Regions from separate parts of the Homo sapiens genome. Here region 1 is linked to region 2. Evidence: chromatin loops called from intact Hi-C (ENCODE). Cell type or tissue: ovary. All regions are shown on one strand. Links, peaks and the distances in the headings refer to the core of each region. The heading gives the core; the rest is flanking DNA. Region 1 overlaps ABCC1 (ATP binding cassette subfamily C member 1 (ABCC1 blood group)). Region 2 overlaps ABCC1 (ATP binding cassette subfamily C member 1 (ABCC1 blood group)).

The links. A loop is a pair of places that touch in the nucleus more often than their neighbours do. Peaks named below come from ENCODE experiments on the same cell type or tissue, not always from the same donor. Only the 100,000 strongest peaks of a DNase experiment are listed, where the experiment ranks them.
Region 1: a loop joins it to region 2, with 2.3 times the contacts of the local background. A loop is called at or near these places in 6 of 110 quality-filtered maps.

Annotation. Positions count from the first base shown.
Region 1 is chr16:16,020,962-16,023,874 of GRCh38, forward strand. All of the region lies in intron 5 of ABCC1 (ATP binding cassette subfamily C member 1 (ABCC1 blood group)), which reads left to right. Among named protein-coding and RNA genes, the nearest start is that of ABCC1, 73 kb to the left of the region's middle. RefSeq lists an enhancer at 1,111-1,405. In ovary, for the core only: no CTCF peak of the experiment used is centred there; a DNase peak (open chromatin) is centred at 1,280; H3K27ac peaks cover 1,348 bases.
Region 2 is chr16:16,126,210-16,129,122 of GRCh38, forward strand. All of the region lies in intron 26 of ABCC1 (ATP binding cassette subfamily C member 1 (ABCC1 blood group)), which reads left to right. Among named protein-coding and RNA genes, the nearest start is that of ABCC6, 96 kb to the right of the region's middle. In ovary, for the core only: a CTCF peak has its summit at 1,620; a DNase peak (open chromatin) is centred at 1,612.

The DNA.
Region 1 (2,913 bases), core at 154-2,653, 110 kb before region 2:
CTTCGCTTGGTTGTAACTGCTGAATGGGAGGGTCTTGGCTAAATAATGGCTTTGTGTTAGGCTAGAGGCTTCACGTGGCAGTATCCACCTTGTAACCTCAGTGCCTAAGACACAGCCAGGCACACGGTGGGCCTGTAGTGGTAATTTATTGTTGTGTTATATGGGGAGGTGCTCAGTACATGTGGCACGTATATTATGTCTTGCATAAGGGTGAAGTGTGCATGAGGCCTCACAGGACATCAGATTAAGCTGCTTCTCTGCCTTCATCCTGTTCAAGTATTACCAGCAAGAAAGAGGAAGGGGACTGATGTATGCACAGATGTTCTGAAGGCTTGGCATGGTGTCAAGAGCCTTATTTTTTTTTTTAATGTTGCATTTTGGGGGGTTAAATATATGTAACCTAAGATTTGCCATTTTAACCATTTTAAGTATGCAATTCAGTGATGCTAAGTGCTTTTAAAAATCTTGTTCAAGGCCAGGTGTGGTGGCTTACACCTATAAACCCAGCACTTTGGGAGGCCGAGGCAGGTAGATCACCTGAGATCAGGAGTTTGAGACCAGCCTGACCAACATGGTGAAATCCCATCTCTACTAAAAATACAAAAATTAGCTGGGCATGGTGTTGAGCACCTGTGATCCCTGCTATTTAGGAGGCAGAGGCAGGAGAATTGCTTGTGCCCGGGAGGCGGAGGTTGCAGTGAGCTGAGATCGCTCCAGTCTGGGCAACAGACTGAGACCCTGTCTCAAACAAACAACGAACAAATGAACAAACAAACAAACAAAATAACCACATAACTACCTAGCAACGTAGCCTAGCAATTGAGATGGGGGCAAGGAAGGGTAGGAACCAGGTCCTGTGAGAATCAGCTAGACTTGTGGCTTTGGGCTCGGTGCTCTTCCTTTGGGGACGTCAGCAGCCCCTTCTTGAAAACGGGTTGCAACTCGATTTGTTGTTGGCTTCACCTCCTCTCTCTGTCCCAGACCTGAGCCCTGTGATCTGGGGAGGAGGACAACGGGACAACCTGTTTGCTTGTTTTCCCATCACTCTCAGGGATTGAATCACAGTGGAGCCAGGAAGATGGGGAGAGTCCAGGCTTGCTGCTCTCCCATCCTCAGAGCAGCAGCAGGCCATCCATCACCTGTCGCCTGTCCTCAGAGTGATCAGCCAAGGCCTGGGGCGGCTGGGGTCAGGTCAGGCAGGGCGTGGGTGGGAGCTGGCAGGGCTGGCTCCTCCAGGCCACTTCGTGCTGAGTCACTGAGTCGGCCAATCCTCCCCAGCTGGCCCTGCTCCCACTCCATGACTCAGATGTCTATTCCAGCCCTGGCTGCTTGGTGGGGCTCCTCCCATCTGTCCTTCTGGCTCTGGGGCTGCCGAGGCTTTTGGGAGCCTGGGCAGGGCTGACCAAGACTGCCAGAGCTCCGGCCGGTCCCCAGTCTCCTGCCTTTTTTCTCATTGGCACTGAGTCTGTGGTTTAGGTTTGGGGGAGGAGGGTCTTGTAGATAAGGGGATCAAGGCCAAAGGAGATCATTTATTAGGTCCCAGCTGAAAGCAGAGGTCCTTGGACCAGTTGGAATGCTCGACATCCCCCGGAAGCTTGCTAGAAATGCTGGGTCTCAGGCCTCATCCCAGACCTACCAAGTCAAACTCATTTTAACAAGATCTCCAGGTGGTTCAGGGTTGCAAATCACTGGTTTGGAACATTCAGTGAAAGCTACTCAGCTCGTTTGCAGTAAGAGGTATTTTTAGTCCTGTCTGTATAATATGTAATATTTTCCCCCCAGCATTTTACTATGAACATTCTTAAACCTACAGAAAAGTCGAAAGAATTCTACTGTGAGCAGTCATATAGTTGGTACCTAGAGCCACAGTTAACATTTTGCTAAACTTGCTTTGTCACATATCTGTCTGTCTAACCAGATAGCTAATCAGCCAGCCAACCGGCTACTTTTGTTTTGTTTTTTGTTTTTGAGATAGGGTCTCACTCTGTCTCGCAGACTAGAGTGCAGTGGTGTGATCATAGCTCACTGCAGCCTCCAACTCCTGGGCTCCAATGATCTTCCCGCTTCTGCCTCCCAGGTAGCTTGGGCCCTACAGGTGCACACTACTGTGTTTGGCTAATTTTTAAATTTTTTGTAGGCGTGAGGGCTCCTTATGTTGCCCAGTCTGGTCTTGAACTCCTGGCCTCAAGCCATCCTCCCACCTCAGCCTCCCAAAATACTGGGATTACAGGCCTGAGCCACTGAACCTAGTTTTTTTGATATCTGAAACTTCCTTCGAAATATATTAGTATTCTTTCATGCACCCACTTCCAAGTAAATCATTAGCTAGAGTTTAAGATCTGTTTACACTTCTGAGTTTTTTGCTTAAAATTTACATACAGTGAAATTGCTGATCTCAAGTTAGCATTTGATGAATCTTGGTAAAGGAATACTTTAAACCCCTGTCAAGATATAGAACACTGCAAGGACGCCAGGAAGTTCCCTCGTGCCCCTTCATGATCAGTCTCTGTCCCCACCCACCAAGGCCTGATCTTGGACCGTTGATTAAAGCGTTGAAACTCCATTTTCTTTCCATTTCTCCGTCATGCTTTCAGTCATTTAATAATCAGGTGTTGTGCCAGGGGCTGAGCTAGAAAGAAACAGACCTTGACCACTGCCCTGGAGGAGAGATGGAAGGTGGGTGGCAGGCAGTTGAACCAACAACTGCAGGATGGACAGTGGGGGCTCTGAGGGAGGGAAGTGCTGGGAGTTGTGGGGGCTGGGAGAGTGGTCCCTGACTCAGCCTGGGGCTCCAGGGCTAGCATCCAGGGAGGAGAGGGGATGCTCAAGTCTAAGGAATGCGAGGCTCTGGCCAGGTGAATATGTTTGGAGGTGGTGGGGTGGGAGGGTGCTCCTGGTAGAGCAACTGGCATG
Region 2 (2,913 bases), core at 198-2,697:
ATAACTTCTGATGGTATCACAGAGAAAGTCTTAGTCTGGGGCTAGCAGGTCTTTAACACCTTAGCAATTGAGATGATCTCCCTTCAACAGACAGATAAACAGCAGCCCTCACACTTGGAGTCTTCAACAGGACGGATTCTGTCTATCAGAAATAACCTTCTGTTATTTGTTATGAATTTGGTTTTTTTGTGTGTGTGATGGAGTCTCACTGTCACCCAGGCTGGAGTGCAGTGGCACAATCTCGGCTCACTGCAACCTCCTCCTCCCAGGTTCAAGTAATTCTCCTGCCTCAGCCTCCCAAATAGTTGGGATTACAGGTGCCTGTCATCATGCCTGGCTAATTTTTGTATTTTTAGTAGAGATGGGGGTTTCACTAAGTTGGCCAGTCTGGTCTCAAACTCTTGACCTCAGGTGATCCGCCTGCCTCAGCCTCCCAAAGTGCTGGGATTACAGGCGTGAGCCACTGCGCCTGGCCTGTTATGTATTTGTATAGGGGACTCCTGTTACGGAAAATAATACTACTTTTCCTTTTGTGATTGTAATAAATTTTCCTCTTAAGTAAGTTGAGAAATTAAGTCTAAGTGACTTGATTAAGCATATTAAAACAACAAGAGAATGAGTACATGCATACTACACGAATGATGTAGCTGGGAACTGACCAAAGTTTGGGAAACCCTGCCGTTATTGAACCCCAGTCCCCTTTTTATAGATGGAGAAAAAGGGAACCTGGGGAGGGACAACAGCTGATCCAAGGTCCCACGTGGCTTGGTAGAACAGCTGGGACTAGGACCCGTGCCTCCAGTCTTTGATGTTGCGTTGCCCTTAATAACTGCCTTCTTAGGCCCTGAACAGCAGCACAAGTAGGAACAGCAGTGATAATAGATAATCACAATAATGCCTGGCGACACCCCCACCCTACATTAATGATAACAGGGACACACATAGTGCCTTGTAGAATGTCAGGCCCAGACTTAAACGTTTAATATAGAGTAATGCACTCAGTCTTTACCCCGCTCTATGACTGATTTTTGAGACACGGTCTCACTCTTGCCCGGGTTGGAGTGTAGTGCGATCTCATTCGCTGCCTCCCAGGCTCAAGTGATTCTCCTACCTCTGCCTCCTGAGTGTCTGGGACCACGGGCATATGCCATCACACCGGACTGATTTTTGTATTTTTAGTAGAGACGGGATTTTGCCCAGACTCATCTTGATCTCCTGAGCTCTAGTGATCTGCCTGCCTTGGCCTCCCAAAGTGCTGGGATTACAAGCGGGAGCCACCATGCCCAGCCCAGCCCTATAATTTAGATGCTACTATTACCCCCATTTTACAGGTGAGGAAACTGAGACAAAAAGCTGAAGTTACTTGCCCAAGATCACATGGCTGGTAAATGGCAGACCTAGGCGTTGAGCCTGTGCCTCCTCAGAGACCCTATCCAGTGCCATGGGAGTCATGCTACCCGGCCTCCTGAGGAGAGATGCCCCTTGGGAGTGAGACCAAGGCCTCTGTAAGGTCTGTCCTCCTGAGGAATTCACAGAGGTGACCTCGGCCCACTCCTTTAACATTCTGACTGGGTGAACCAGGTCCCATGTCACGGGTGAGCATTGTAAGAATGGCGTGAGTGCCCCCGTGAGGAACCAAGGGTGTATTACACCGGCGGCTTCCAACTTGACACTGAATTTAATTCACTTACAAGGTATTTCATTAGGTTTTTTTTTTTTTTTTTTTTAGATGGAATTTGGCTTTTTTTTTGCCCAGGCTGGAATGCAGTGGCACGATCTCAGCTCACTGCAACCTCCACCTCCTGGGTTCAAGTGATTCTCCTGCCTCAGCCTCCCAATTAGCTGGGATTACAAGTACCCACCACCCCGCCCAGCTAACTTATTTCATTAGTTTTTATAATAGCCTCATTGACATGTGAATTTCACATGCCATGGAATTCACCCAGTTAAAGCGTTCAGTTAGATTGAATTCAGTTTTTTTTTTGTTTGTTTGAGACTTAAGTCTCGCTCCAGCCTGGAGTGCAGTGGCATGATCTCAGCTCACTGCAACCTCCTTCTCCTGGGTTCAAGCGATTCCCAGCCTCCTGAGTAGCTGGGATTACAGGCGATTTTTGTATTTTTAGTAGAGAAGGGATTTCACCATGTTGGCCCGGCTGGTCTCGAACTCCTGACCTCGTGATCCACCCGCCTCAGCCTCCCAAAGTGCTGGGATCACAGGTGTGAGCCACCACACCCGGCCTGAGTTCAGTTTTTAAAAGCATTTTACTTTTGACTGACTTTTATATTTTTAGAAGGATCGTGTTTGACAAACCCAAGAGAAAGTAATTGTCCTCATTAGTCCTACCACTATTCTGTATTTGCATGTATTTTTATATATAGATAGAAAGTTCCACATACTTCTCTCCATTCCGCTCACTGTGTTGTTATAGCATCTCCCCTTCAATTATGTACATAAATTATAAAATAGAGATACACTTGTTGTTTTAAAAAAGAAAAAATCAATACAGGGCTGGACACAGTGGCCCACGCCTGCAATCCCAGCACTTTGAGAGGCCAAGGTGGGTGGATCACTTGAAGCCAGGAGTTCGAGACCAGCCTGGCCAACGGTGAATCCCGTCTCTACTAAAAATACAAAAATTAGTTGGCATGGTGGCAGGTGCCTATAATTCCAGCTACTTGGGAGGCTGAGGTGGGAGGATCGCTGGAACCCGGGAGGTGGAGGTTGCAGTGAGCTGAAGAAACATCACTGCACTCCAGCCTGGGTGACAGAGTGAGACTCTGTCTCGAAAAACAAAAAAACAAAGAAGTTTATGGTGGAGAAAGACAGTTTGTTCCTGTTCGCCCCGTTCCTCTCCTCTCCAGAGAGAGGCCCCATTAGCATTCGGGTGAATTTCCCCCAAAACTTTCCCGTGT